Regions from separate parts of the Homo sapiens genome. Here region 1 is linked to region 2. The links are chromatin contacts, found by Hi-C or POLR2A ChIA-PET in ENCODE. All regions are on one chromosome and are shown on one strand. The core of a region is the stretch at or near the end of the contact, and the rest is flanking DNA. Distances in the headings are between cores, read along the strand shown.

Region 1 (7,074 bases), core at 4,431-6,930, 41 kb after region 2:
GAGAATGAGGTGGAGTCGACCAGCAGCGCCAACGAGGACATGCCGGTGGAGAGGATCCTGGAGGCTGAGCTGGCCGTGGAGCCCAAGACCGAGACCTACGTGGAGGCAAACATGGGGCTGAACCCCAGCTCGGTGAGTTGCAGCCTGTGCAGGGGTGGGCAGCCTCACATGCCTCAGTTTCCCTCACTCACTCACCCTCCCACCTGAGCAGCTGATGAGCCAGAGAGGTCCTGGGGGCTGCCCTGGGCCCTGTGGCTGCCTCAGCTCGGCCTCTTACCTGAGGTGACCCCGTGGGCCCCTCGCCCCAGCTGGGCGGCACTCTCCTCTCCTGGCCCATGCACGAGTAGCCCATGGGGCAGGGGCCAGGGGCCAGGGGCCCGGGGCCTGGGGCCCTGCGGCCACATCATCATCCTCGGCCACCTCTGCTGGGGCCTCAGCCGCCGTGTCCCCTCGGAGTTTGGCCTGTCTCGGTGCAGAGGCTGTCCCTGCTCCCCGGTGCCACTTGGAAAAGGTATGGGAGGAGGCCGAGCCCCCAGCAAGAGGCTCTGCAGGTTGGTTCCAGGGCTGGCTCTGCCAGCAGCCGTGTGGCCCTGGGCAGGTGCCCGGCAGTCGCGGTGGCTGCTGTTGATACAGGAAGCAGCTCTGCAGCCCCCCAGCTGGTCACCCCCATGCTGACCCTCCTGCCCCCTCCCACCCCAACAGCCTCAAGGGGAGGAGGATTGGGTGGGCCGCAGCCCTGGTCCCGGGCTCTTCTCCTGGGCTGGCTCCAGCTGGTCCTGGAGGTGTTGGATTCAAGACCCCCTGGCCTCGCCCTCCTCTCCTTGGACCCTCCCTGTTACTGGCTCGCTCCCTGTGGCATCTTTGCTTCTGGCTGTGGCCTTGCCAGGGAGGGCAGCACAGGGGCGTTCTGAGCCCCTCCTACCCTACCCTAAGGCCTAGGAACCTGTGCTGCTCGGGAACCATTGCTCCCTGGTGAGCTTGTCTGGCTGGGAGACCCCACCTGTCCCAGGCCCCACTGAGGGGGTGGCTCCAGCTGTGCCCGGGGTTGGGCAGGTGAGCTCCTGGCCACCCGTGTGAAGGTTCAGGACTGTGCAGTAAGCTTCCTGCTGCTGGGGACCTGGGTCCAGCTGGCCCTCAGGGCCCATGTGTCTTTTGCCATGGTCACCATGGTGTCCAGTCTTCATCTGTGTCTCCGTGTGGGTTTGGGGCTGGGACCAGAGCCCTGTGGCCACCGAAGACCTTATACAGGCCGACCATGAGGTTGCCCCAACCTCTGTCCCTCTGTGGGCCCAGGCACACCAGCCTGCCCTCCGTGCTGGGTGCGCCCTGCAGGTCACTGTCTCCCCACCCCCCAGGGCCTTCGTGCTTGCAGCTCACGTGGCCTGGAACTGGGCCCTCTGGCTCTTCCCCAGGCTTTGGTCTCAGCTGAGGTACCTCCGGCCTTCATCTGTGCCCCTGCCAGGGTGGGGACTGCCCCTGTGATGTGGGCTGAGAGCACCTGATCTTTTCTCTGTGGCCCCTGGCACTGGCCACCACAGGGTGAGGTGTGTTCACAGGGTAAGGTGTGTGGTGGGTTAATTTCTGCCCCCACGAGGCTGCTGGTGATGGCTGTGCTGCTCCTCACCACCAGCTTCGGTCAAGGACAGCGACCCCACCCTGCTCGTTGGCACTCACACAAGGCCGGCATCCCCACTGCCTCTGCCTGTCTGAGGGTGGGGGTCTGCTCTTGTCTGAGGCCCCGTGGCTGGGTCAGGGCCACCCTGCTTCCCTGCCCTTTCTGGATAGGACAACCTGGTGCCCCCACGTCCCCGGCTCTGCTCAGACCTCTACTCTGGCTGGGGGCTGGGGCTGCCCAGCTTGGGGGAAGATGAATGGGACCCCGACAGCAGGCACCGTTCTTTCCGGAGAAACCCTCCCCTTGAGTGACAGGCACAGACCCACCCCCAGCCCTGGCTGGTCTGCACGCATGCCCTGCCCTGCTCCCGCCTCACCAGCCTCGCGGAGGGCAGGGGAGGGAGGGTGGCTGTGAGGGTTTCATGATCCAGCAGAAAATCCAAAAGCAAGTTTGGCAGATGCACAAAGGGCTGCCAAGTTTTTATTTCGTGAAGGACATTATTTGGGGGGGAATCTGCCATCTGCTGTCTCCGCCACTGCCTGAAAGTTCAGGGAGTTTAGAACCACAGAGGCAGGCAGGGCTCGCTGGGGATAAAGGACACGTCTTCCACGGGGAGGGGGTCTCTCTGTGCCCGCTCACTCCCTGCTCTGTCTCATCTCACACTGAACGCTCCTCTGTGGACTGGCCTGGGTCCAACTTCCAGAACCGCTCACTGGGCCCCTTCTCTCAGATGGGCAAACTGAGGTCCAGAGAGGGGGCGACCTGCCCAGCGTCACGGTCCTGGTGCCTGGTTTCTCCCCAGCGCGGGGCAGGGCCTGGGCGGGTCCTGTGGACACTTCTAGGCAGGAGTAGAGCCCATCACACGCCTACTGTTACATGAGGCACGTTGGATCTCCAGGCGAGAATGGGAGGCTCACAGAGGTTAATCCTTTCCCCAGGCCACACAGGGAGGTGGAGCCAGGATCCTGCACTATCCCTCCCTACCTAGGGGACCCCCTCCAGGCCTAGCCCTGCTGGTACTGGAGCGAGAGCCTCACACCTGCCGGGAGTGTGCCTCCTCCTCCGCTCCGGCCTCCTGGCTCTCCAGCCTGCCACATTCTGCTCCCTGTGGCCGGCTGTGCACACTGCAGGCACATGACAGATGGTGACCCGTGTGCCCACTCCTGCAGAGGTCCCAGCCAGCCCAGGAGGGCTTGAGGCTCTCCTTCCTACCCATGGCACCAGCCTGTCACCTGGGCCTGCTCTGGGCCCCGTCTTGGCTTCCGAGAGTGGCCGGCTAGTGGCTGGGAAGTTCCTGGGTACAAGGATCCCCAGCAGAGCCACTGCTGCAGACACGGTGCTCGGGGCTGGTTCCCATATCCCCCCGCCCCTGCCAGGCCTGCTTCATCCTTTCTCAGGGATACCCTGCAGCCGATGGGCAGGCGAGAAGGATGGGCCCCTTTCAGCCCCCAGCGTGACAGAAGGAGAGGCTGAGGCTAAGAAGCCAGCCTGGCTGTGGCAGGCCTGGGGGGCGCTGTGCACAGATCCGGGAGCCCTGTGAGTGCTGGGGGCTGTGGCTGCTGCTGATGGAAGGTTTGTGGAGGAATGAGTGAGTCTGTGTAGACTGTGGTCAACCCCACTCAGCCGAGGGATCCCACCCCTGTGTATACCCCTTCTGGCTCGGGCCCCCAAGGGCTGCCCTGCCCTCTTCCGAGGGTCCTGGCGAGTCTCTGTGCCATTCCTCGGGGGCCTTCTCACTCCGCCCTCAGAGGCCTTTCCCGCCGGGCGCTGCGTTTAGGCTGCACGTCTCTGATGAGCAGATGGTTGCTGTTGGTGGAAGCTCTTCAAAGGGAGGCATTTTTCTCCTTGGCAGATGCCCTGAAGTGAGGGATCCCCGAATCCTATTCACAGTCGTTATTCCTGCAGCGGCACCACTGAGGGGGCCGTCATCTGAGTTCCCATTGCTCAGGACACAGAAGGTCCGTGACCCAAGCCCCACCTGCCAGGAGCTGAGGAGGGGCCTCCCCTCCTGCCCTGTTCAAGGCTGCCTGGGTCCCCTCATCTGTGAGACTGAATGGCCCCCTTCCGGCTAGGACTTTCCAAAGGAGCCGTGAATGCTGCTCTCTCTGTGCCTGGGGCCTGGTATCTCAGCCGAGGCTCCTGCCCTCCTGAGCTCCCACATCCATGCCTGATGGAACGTGAGAGGCCAGCCCTGTCCCCAGCGTGGGCCACCTTGGCCATCAGAGATGAAGGTGGTTGGTCCCACCCTGCTCCAGTGCTGCCCATATCCAGTTTCGTCAGCTCGCCGCACCTGCCTTCCAGAGCTGTGGGAGAGACTCGTGCGTCCTGCTGTAACCCAGTGGCTGGAAACAACACACATTTTATTATATGACTGTTCTGTGGCCAGAGAGCCAAAAGCAGTCTTGCCGGGCTGACATCAAGGTGCCTGCCGGCTGGCTCCTGGAGGCTCTGCTGGGGAGTCTGCCCTGGCCTCTGCTTCTGGCACATTCCTTGGCTTGTGGCCTCTTCCTCCACCTTCAAACCCAGCAGTGTCTCTCTCCCCTTGGGCCCCAGCGTCTGTGATCTCATCTCTTCCTCTGACCCTCCTGCCTCCCTCTCATAGACCCCTTGCAATGACCCTGGGTCCCCCCAGTGGTGCAGGCTTACCTCCCAATATCAGGCCACACCTAATCACCTCTGCCAAGCCCCATGTGCCATGCAAGGTCGCATAGTCCCAGGTTCTGGGGATTGGGGCCTGGGCATCTTTGGGGGCCGTATTCAGCGTCCTGCATGGGCCCAGCGTGTGGCAGGGCCTGGTCTGGGCTGTGTTTGGTCAGTACACTGGCTTCTGGGACTGAATGTCCTGCTCTTCTTCCTCCACTGCAGCCGAACGACCCTGTCACCAACATTTGCCAAGCAGCCGACAAACAGCTTTTCACCCTGGTGGAGTGGGCCAAGCGGATCCCACACTTCTCAGAGCTGCCCCTGGACGACCAGGTCATCCTGCTGCGGGCAGGTGAGTGGCGAGGCCTAGGTGGGGATGGGGATGCCATGCAGATGGGACACGTACCAGGACACTCCCCCCTCCCGGGATACTCCGCACTCCCGGGACACTCCCCTGTCCTGGGACACTCCCCCCTCCCAGGACCCACTCCTACCTCCCGGGACACTCCCCTCTCCTGGGACACACTCCTACCTCCCGGGACACTCCCCCTTCCCGGAACACACTCCCCCCTCCCTGGATGCTCCCATCTCCCAGGACGCTCCCCTCTCCCAGGACGCTCCCCTCTCCCAGGACACTCCCGACTCCTGGGACACACTTCTACCTCCCGGGACACTCCCCACTCCTGGGACACACTTCCCCCTCCTGGGACACACTTCCCCCTCCTGGGACACACTTCCCCCTCCAGGGACACACTTCCCCCTCCTGGGACATACTCCCCACTCCTGGGATGCTCCCATCTCCCAGGACGCTCCCCGCTCCCAGGACACACTCCTACTTCCTGGGACGCTCCCCTTTCCCGGGACACTCCCCACTCCTGGGACACTACCCCCTCCCGGGACACACTCCCCGCTACCGGGACACTCCCCCCTCCCGGGACACTCCCCCGTCCCGTGACATTCCACTCTCCCTGGACGCTCCCCTCTCCCTAGACACTCCCTACTCCCGGGACACACTCCCTGCTACCGGGACACTCCCCCCTCCCAGGACACTCCCCTCTCCCGGGACACTCCCCCCTTCCGGGACACTCCCCCCTCCTGGGACAGTCCCCACTCCCGGGACACTCCCCTCTCCCGGGACACTCCCCGCTCCCAGGACGCTCCCCACTCCCGGGACACTCCCCTCTCCCCGGACACTCCCCACTCCCCGGACACTCCCCACTCCCGGGACACTCCCCCGTCCTGGGACCTCCTATGTACTCTATGGGACTGTTGGGGGAAGGGCCTGGGGCCTCAGTTTCCCTCCATCCCTCATAAGGAGGTGTACCATGCGGGGTCTCTCAGTGGCCTTCAGAGAGGTAATGGGCTGTCGGTGGAGGTTTGGGGGCTCTGGAGAGGGAGGCTGGCTGTGTTCCAGGGGCTGCCCAGGAGAGCCACGTGCTCTCTGCCCTTCTCCTCCCACTCCAAGGCCGCAGCTCTCTTTCCATGCGGTAATGGTGGTGCACAGAGCCACTGCACAGAAATGCCTGCTCCACGCGCATCACACTCCCCGTGATGCCATGCGGCGGCCAGGACGGTGGCTGGGAGCTCAGCTTTGGGGTTTTGGGGTCAGGTTGGCAGTGGAAGCCTGGATGGGGCAGGCCCCCCGCAAAGCTGGTCCCCCACCTGGAAAGGGGGTGTGAGGGGCGTGCTGACTGGGGCTGGTTCTTGCCGAGTCAGCCGGGGTAGCTGTGAGGCCAGGCTGTTAGTGGAGTTTCCTGCTGGTGAAGCAACACGTTGGGTGCCCAGGTCTGCCCTCACTGCCCGACGATGGTGCTGGTCACTGTCCCATGTCCCCCTGGGCCCAAGAAGCCAAGCTCCCTTAGGGCCGGGTGTCCCAGCTGCCTAGAGGCCCGCTACCGCACTGTGGGCTCCGCCGCCTCAGCCCGACTGGGGAGCCTCAGCCCATACAAGGCGGCTCCTAAGTGGCAAGTGGAGAAGACACAGCCAGAGACGGGCTCCCTGTGAAGCAGGGAATGTTCTGGAAGTTGCTTGGGTCAGGGCTGTGACCACACAGGCTGTGTGTATAGGGCCTGGCGCCGTCGCCACCCTCCTGGAAGGACTCTTCTGGCCATACTGGGCCCCGCCGGAGGAGCCAGGATAATCTCCCATCTCAAAGTCCTTGACTTAATCCCGCTGGCCTCGTGTCTGGTGGGTCCTTGCCCCTCTGGGCCTGAGGCATGTGGCTGTCTGCCGTTGCGGGCTCAGACTTCTTTCAGGGTATGGTGAGTATTCCGCCTGCCAAGGGAACCCTGCCCTTGTTTGCAGGGGCTCCCCCAGAACCCTCGGTTCAGAGCCCCTGGCTTTGCCAGCTGCAGGCCTGCCTGACCCCAGTGGTCCTTGGAGAGATAGCCAAGGCTTTTGCTGAGAGAGGGCGGTGCTCCCACCCCACCCCAACCCACCAGACCGATCCAGAGAACAGCTGGCCGCACGCAGCTCTTTTCCTGGGGATCCCAGATGGTTGTGCGCTGGGGGCCTGGCGGAGGTCCGAGTCGGGTTGGATGGCTGTGTCCGTCGCCATGTTTGTGTGGTGCCTGGCCCTGTGGTCCCATGTTCTGGCAGCTTCTGGCTCCAGCCTCAGCCTGTGTGGGGTGTTCGTGGTGGAGTGCGGTGCTGAGGGCCTGCGTGGGGTGGTCGTGGTGGAGTGCAGTGCTGAGGTTAGAGGGTTTCTGTGGCTGTCCCTCTTAGGTGGGCACCTGCCTGTGGTCTCCCTGCAGCTGTCAGGTGGGGGCTCCCCGCAAGGCCCTTCCCTTAGCCCAGAGCCCTGGTGCCATGAGTCC
Region 2 (6,451 bases), core at 1,950-4,449:
TGCTGGGTCACTTGCCTGCCAGCTGAGCTCCTGGGATGCAGCCCAGCCTGTGGGGCCACCCGGCTCCTCCAGCCTTATAGCTCCTCCCCACCACACCTCCTCTGCACAGCAGGACCCGGAATTATGCTGTTCTCGGTTGGACCTGCTTGTCCGTGCTTAACTGGGCCTTTCCTGATCCCTGTGGGCTCCCTGAGGGCGGGGCTCGGGCCTGCCCCATCAGCAACAGCTGTTGCCGAGGGCACAGATGCCCTGTGCATGGGGTGGGGATGAAGGAGGGCTGGGGGCTCCGTGACAGACAGTGGGAGGGGAGGCTGGCTGTCCTGTGGTGAGCTGCTTCTGGGGCACCCTGAGATGGGGCCTCCCTTCACTTCCTGGCCATCCAGGCATCTGTGTCTGTGTCCGGGAAGTGGAGGAGGGCCCCCAGGACCGAGTCGCTGCCCATCACTGACCGTCTGTGGCAGGCACTGCCAGTGGCCGTGGCCCAGGGTCTTGGTGGCTCGGCCTCATGGGGGGCTTGCTCCAGGCCTTGGGTGATGCTCCTGTGCTCCCTGACAGCCGCAGGGTCTCACCCTCCTGCTCCAGCCCCTCTCTGACCCCACCCTGCGGTCCTGGGAGGTAGCAGGACAGCCCCAGTATGCGGATGAGAAAACCTGAGGCCCAGCCTGGGCGGGTTCGTGGGTCCAGCTCAGCCCCTCTGTGCCTGTGGTCTGTAGGGACCTGGGCCCAGCTGCCCCTAAGGATGGAGCTCAGTCTTCCCCAGCTCCAACCCTGGGGCCTTGTGTGGGAGGGGCAGTGGCCCTGGGATCTGGCCTTGGCGGCTCCAGCCCCCTCTCCAGTATGGCAGAGCCTGGAGGCCTGCTGGTCTCTGGGTCTGAGACTCTGGCCTCCCAGCCTGCTCCCCTGGGGGTTGGTGGAGGCCTCGGGGCTGTCGGAGCTTCAGGATTAGGGACTGAAGCCCAGCAGGGGCTCCCTTTTCTGTGCCCCCTGCCTGAGCACAATCTTCCTGCCCTCTCCCCTGCAGCCCCTCTGTTGTCGTGGTCAGTCGTGCCGCCTGAGGGCCAAGTGTGGCCTTGGCACTGCCACCGTCCACCAGCGGCAAGTCAGGGCAGGTGCGTGTGTTGGGGGTGGCCCCCCGCGGTGTAGGCCGGAGGTGGCGTGCCGGCCCCGTGAGTCACGCCGATCCCAGGATGGGAGTGGGGGTGGCCGGGGCACTGTGAGCTGGCGTGCTGAGGCTGGCCTGCCCGTGGCTTGGCCTGGGGGCAGGGGTAGGGTGGGGTCCTGCCCGGGTTCTCCTGGAGAACCTGGGTCAGGAGCCAGGGGCCAGATCAGGGCTGGGGACTTCGCCTGGGGTCGGATAGGGGCTGGGGTGGCCATGAGAAGTGAGGAGCCTCCCATGACCCAGTGGTTGCAAGGAGCAGATGCCGCCTGTCAGGTGGGCGGCCCCCCCTGGGAGGAGGCTGCAGGCTGGGAGGTAGACAGGACGGGCCCCTCGGTGTGATGGTTGGGGTGTCCAGGGACTGGACTTGGGAAGGGTTGGTGACCTAGTGCCATGGGGTCCCTGCTCTCTGTGGCTGCCTCTGTGGCCAGGCCTTGGCCCTCCTATTGCTGCCCCACGACACCTGGCTGTGGCTTGTCCCAGCTCCTGGGCCAGGTGGGGAGTGCAGCTGGCCACCGAGCCTCATGAAGCACCTTTCCAGTTCCCCGGCACCTGGGTCTGGCCGAGGTCTGAGGCCAGAGGAAAGGCCTCCTCCAGAATCCAGGGCTGCCCGTCCTGAGGTAAGGGGCTTTGAGCTGCAGGCAGACGGCACCTTCTACCCATGGCCGGATCCCCCCCTGTCAATCTGCAGTAGAGACAGCAGAGCCCCCGGGAACCCCTCCCAGCAGCTGAGGGTTCAGGGGGTGCCCCTCACTGTACTGGGGAAATGTGGCCCCAGCGGGCAGGAGGTGCAGGGCCCAGTCAGAGACTGAGTCTGAACCCGGTGGGGCCTCAGGCCAGCTCTGTGACCCGGACAAGGGGTTTTCCTTCTCTGAGCCCCAGTTGCTGCTGTCAGAGCCTGCGGTGGGCACTGATTTGAGGAAGGACAGACATGGGCTGGGAGGGTTGAGGGAGGCCCTGGAGAGGGGGACCCTGGGGAGGGAGATCTTGGAGCTGCAGAGGCTTTGAAGAGGCAGGCGTATGGGAGTGCGTGGCCAGGTTGCCCGGCCTGGGCTGGGGGCTGGGTCCAGGGATGCAGCTGGCCTCACCTGCTGGTAGAGCCCTGTCTGGAGGAGTTGAGCTCAGACCTTAGCTAGTGCTGACCGCGCTGGGGCAGAGTGCTGAGAGGGGCTCTCTCAGGGCCGTCTCTCAGGGCTGGGCCCTGTTGGATCTTCTAACTGTCTGAGCGGGAGAGGGAAGGCTTCCTGGAGGAGGTGTCCCTGGTAGGAAGACGCAGAGGGAATGATTGTGTGTGCTGTAAGGGCCAGGCCCAGGGCTGAGAGGGGCTGGTGGAGATGGTGGGGGCTGGGTGGGGCAGGACACCATGGTCTATGTGGCGCCCGCCCTTCTCCCTCCTCCATGGCCACAAGGCCCCTCTGGTACAGAGGGTGGTGCTGGCCTTGAGGGATCTGGCCGGCAGGTAGGCAAGTGAATGACAGAGCCCCTCAGGTGGACTTGGGGGTGGGGCCTCCTGGTTCTGCCTATTTTCTTCAGCGGCCCTGGTTAGGGCTTTGAAGGGGCTTCACTGCAAATTAGCCCCGACCTCCCCGGGGTGCCCAGCAGGGGCGCACTGCACCTTAGGTGCTCCGTCGTGAAGTGGCCACAAGGTGCCTTTGGTGTGTGGGGCCCACAGGATGAGTTGGATGCAGCCTCCCGGTGGGGGCTGCTCAGGTGGTGATGAAAACTGTACCTGTGGGCAGGTGAAGCCACCGCTCCCTCGGTGTAGCAGTCAGTGTGCCCTCCCCACGTCTCCTCCTCTCCTTCTGTCCCTGGACCCAGGAGTTTGGGAGAGGCCAGCGGGCCAGCTGGGCACTTTGGTCTCTGTAATGAGGACCCTCCCACCCCACCAAGATGCACACATGCCCTGCCAGGATGTGGGGGGGCGCAGGGCAGTGGGCTGAGCCAAGGTGTAGATGCTGGGAGGTAAGGTTACCCTCCCCCTGGGCTGGCGTCTGCCTCCCCGCCTGCTGCTGCCCCTGTGGCCGGCCGCATGTGGGGAGGAAGGAAGAGGTTTGGGTGGTGTGTGTGTGTGTGTGTGTGTGTGCGCTTTTGACTGGGCTCGGAGGGCTCTGGCTGGGACCCAAGCTCAGGCCTTTAGCACCTTGGCTGGGAGGAGTGAGGCCTGGGGAGACAGTGGGGGCCAGGAGCTGGGTGCTGAGGAGACCAGAGCTGGGGGCTGGGGCGGGGCCAGGGCAGCTGGTAGGAAGTCCTGCCCTTGCAGCCGGTCCTGCGAGAAAGCCCCTGGCTGCTGTCTTGGCTTTGCTGGACTGGCAAGGTGGACCAGAGGCTGGGGACTGGACACCATGGGCCTCTGTGCACTGATGGAGCAGTAGGTGTGTGGGATTCATGGGGTGCTGGGGTGTGGATTCACGAGGGAGGGGCCTTTTGGGTTACGAATCAGCCCCTCCAGTTATCCAGGGTGGGGTGCTGAGGCCTGAGTGGGCAGTATGAGGGTGGGCAGCTAACTATGTAACAGCCGGGTCTCTGGGAGGCCCTGGTCTGTGGCGTTGCCGTCTCTGAGCTGGGAAGACATGTGCCTGAGAGCTGGTCCGGGGTGGCCTCTGGCTTTGGCTGGGGAGGCCCTGCCCACCTGAGAGCAGCGTTCGGCGAGTGTGGACTCTGCCCCGGTGCTGGGCGCAGCACCTGTCGAGTTCTTGGAGCGTGCCGAATGCAGGCGTAGCTTCGGGCTGTCTGGACAGGACCTGGTTAGCGAGACCCTGGCTGAAGGGCCCAGAAGGGGCTGCAGTGGGACTGGAGCCACCTGGCTATGCCCCTGGGCTGCTGGGATCACATGCTGTGGGTGATTGGGCAGATGTGGCTGTGTGTGTGCACACTGTGGGGACAGACAGGGTGGGCCCATCTAAGCCATGTCCTGCCAGAGGCTTCCCCAGTGTCAGCACACACAGGGGGGCCATGAGGGGCCGAGAGCCCAGGCCGCTTCACCCCAGAGGGCTGAGCAGCTGGTCAGCTGGACTTGCTCTGGGGGTCTTTGTCTCACTGATGAGCCATGTCAGGGTGAGGCAGGATGGAGGTGGGGCTGTCTTGTGTGGCCTGAGTGGGTGTGGCGGGCTGGGAGCCTGTTGCAGGTCAGGATGTGTCCAGGGGCCAGCACCAGACCTGCTGAGGTGGGAGGTCAGTCTGTGCTGGCTCTGTGAGGGGCCCTGCAGTCTTGGACCTTGCCTGTCCCCTCTGGGGCTGAGGTCAACCCTGGGGCAGGGGTAGGATGGGGACACGGACCCTCATTCCGAGTCTCATGAGACCGCACCACTTAGCTGTCAGTGAGGCTTGTTGGGCATAAATGAAGCGCATTGATGGGGTGAGGGCCGGAAGAACCCACAGAGGCTTCGCACCTCCCACTCCCCGCCCCACTCTGGGAACCAGGCCCTCAGGCAGCTGGCGAGGATCTGGGGGTCACAGCTGACCACCAGCCACAGCTGAGTTGGCAGTTAGCATGGTGGCATGGTGTGCCTCTTGGGAATAAAGCTTCGACCTGGGCTGCATGAGGACGGGTAGGTGGGCTGTGATCCTCACTCCAGGCAGAACCGTCCCATGCCCTTGTCCATAGGATGAGCTTATCCAGGTGTGGTTCCAGGCCCTGAACCCGATGTGCAGGGAGCTGGAAAGTTCAGAGGAGGGAACAAGGGATCCTGGCTAACACCCAGGAGGCCAAGGGACCGTCTGGCCTGAGTCTTGATGAAACCAGGCCTCGGGGGTTGTTTGTGTTGTTATTATGAGACTAGCATGTGCCTGTGGTACAGACCCCAGCTCAACAAAAGCCTATCTTCTCCTCACTAGAGCTGGGAGTCCCAGACCCTCCACACTGTCACTCAGGTGGGGAGTCCTGGACTCTCCACACTGTCACCCTGTGGGGGGAGTCCCAGACCCTCCACACTGTCACCCCCGGGGGGAGTCCTGGACCCTCCTCAGTGTCACCCCGGTTGGGGGGGAGTCCTGGACCCTCCATACTGTCACCCCGGCGGGGAGTCCTCAACCCTCTTCAGTGTCACCCCTCGGGAGGAGTCCTGGACCCTCCTCGCTGTCACCCCAGGGACCTCCCTCATCATCTTTGAACCCCAAACTGGGCAGACATTGATGGTTACCTGCTCCACATGGCTGGGCCGGTGGTGCAGAGGAAAGCGAACCGTGCTGGGGTCGCCAGCGACTGAGGATGGAGTCAGGGGATATGGCAGCAGTGGAGACACCAGCAAGCTAGGGACAGCCCGAAGCTGGGGGAGACTTGGGAATTTAGTGGGTTCTGCAGAGCATGGGCTTTTGTGGTGGGTGAGACCCAGGAGGGAAGGGACCTGCCCTGGGCCCCTCAGCCGGTGGAGCTGTGGGTGCAGGGTGAGCAGCGTGTGGACCCATGCAGGGCGTGCTGGGGGGCAGGGGCCAGAGCTGGAGGAAGAGGCTGCGGTGGGGCTGTACTGGGCCGTCACCCGGTCGGCCTGGGGGCGAGGGTTCTCTGGCCCTTTTCTGTCTTCCAGGAGGAAAGGAGCCCTCTGTGTCCCACCTGCTGCCTTGACGCTGGTGCCCTGGGCTTTTGTGGGCAGTGGGTTTCCCTGTGCTCAGGCGGGGCAGTGCCCTCCTGTGGTTCAGGGCCAGCCTGGCCTCCAGTCCTGAGCACCGCCTGCAGAAGGGTTTTCAGACGGGTGTGAGCATGTGGGGGTGCCATCACAGGAGACTTCTGGTTCCCCTCCAGCCCTGTGTGACATCTTGGCGGCCTGTCCCCAGCACTGGTTGGGCAGGCAGGAAGCTCCTGGCCTGGGATGGGCACAGACAGGGTGTGGGCCGTGAGTCGCTGCTGCTCAGAGCTACCCCTGCGCAGCCTTCCTTGAGGCCTGGTTCCCGGGCCATGGCTTCTGCAGCCTGGGCAGGGCAGCCTGTTGTGGACAGAGCTGGTTGGCTCTCAGGCCTCCTGGGTGGATGGGGACTTAGGACCCCCACTAGCATGCCAGGGGCTGGCAGGGCTGAAAGCTGCACGTCCACACCCCCACACTCACTACCGGCCCGGGGCTTGTCCATTGGCTGATGGGCCACAAAAGGCATTCTGTGCCTTGGAAGAAAGCCCTCGTTGTGTGGCTGGAGGGAGGCTGGGAGCCATGAAGGCCCCTTCCCCCGCGTGCTTCCTCAAGCCTCTCGAGGCGGGTTCCATCCAGAGCTGCTCAGGCCCTGCCTCACCAGTATCCGAGGCTCTGCTCCATTCCGGCCCCTGCCTTGCCAGGCCCGGTGACTCCCTGCTTGTTTCCTCCACTCGGG

The links. A loop is a pair of places that touch in the nucleus more often than their neighbours do. ChIA-PET counts read pairs that join two places held with the same protein, here RNA polymerase II (POLR2A). Pooled maps may share reads with other maps.
Region 1: a map of ovary shows a loop between it and region 2 (2.2-fold over the local background). The contact joins two enhancer-like sites. A Hi-C loop is called at or near these places in 35 of 168 maps with a recorded cell type or tissue (GM12878, HepG2, MCF 10A and 23 more), 5 of 37 single-sample maps with no recorded cell type and 28 of 50 pooled maps. POLR2A ChIA-PET finds 5 or more read pairs at or near these places in 3 of 52 experiments (MCF 10A, PC-9 and activated CD4-positive, alpha-beta memory T cell).

Annotation. Positions count from the first base shown.
Region 1 is chr9:134,417,196-134,424,269 of GRCh38, forward strand. It overlaps RXRA (retinoid X receptor alpha), which reads left to right. Exons shown (of 10, transcript NM_002957.6): 5 at 1-132; 6 at 4,481-4,610. Among named protein-coding and RNA genes, the nearest start is that of MIR4669, 41 kb to the left of the region's middle. RefSeq lists an enhancer at 3,868-4,368. Within about 2 kb of position 5,681, at least 11 of the 41 ENCODE cell types and tissues checked have a DNase peak (open chromatin) inside an H3K27ac peak, as active enhancers do; they include psoas muscle and right lobe of liver, where a contact is called at or near this core.
Region 2 is chr9:134,379,055-134,385,505 of GRCh38, forward strand. The region is part of intron 1 of RXRA (retinoid X receptor alpha); the gene reads left to right. MIR4669 (microRNA 4669) reads left to right here and starts at 357; the gene lies at 357-418. RefSeq lists enhancers at 1-230, 231-1,022, 2,681-2,780, 5,587-6,088 and a silencer at 3,341-3,450. Within about 2 kb of position 3,200, at least 9 of the 41 ENCODE cell types and tissues checked have a DNase peak (open chromatin) inside an H3K27ac peak, as active enhancers do; they include psoas muscle and right lobe of liver, where a contact is called at or near this core.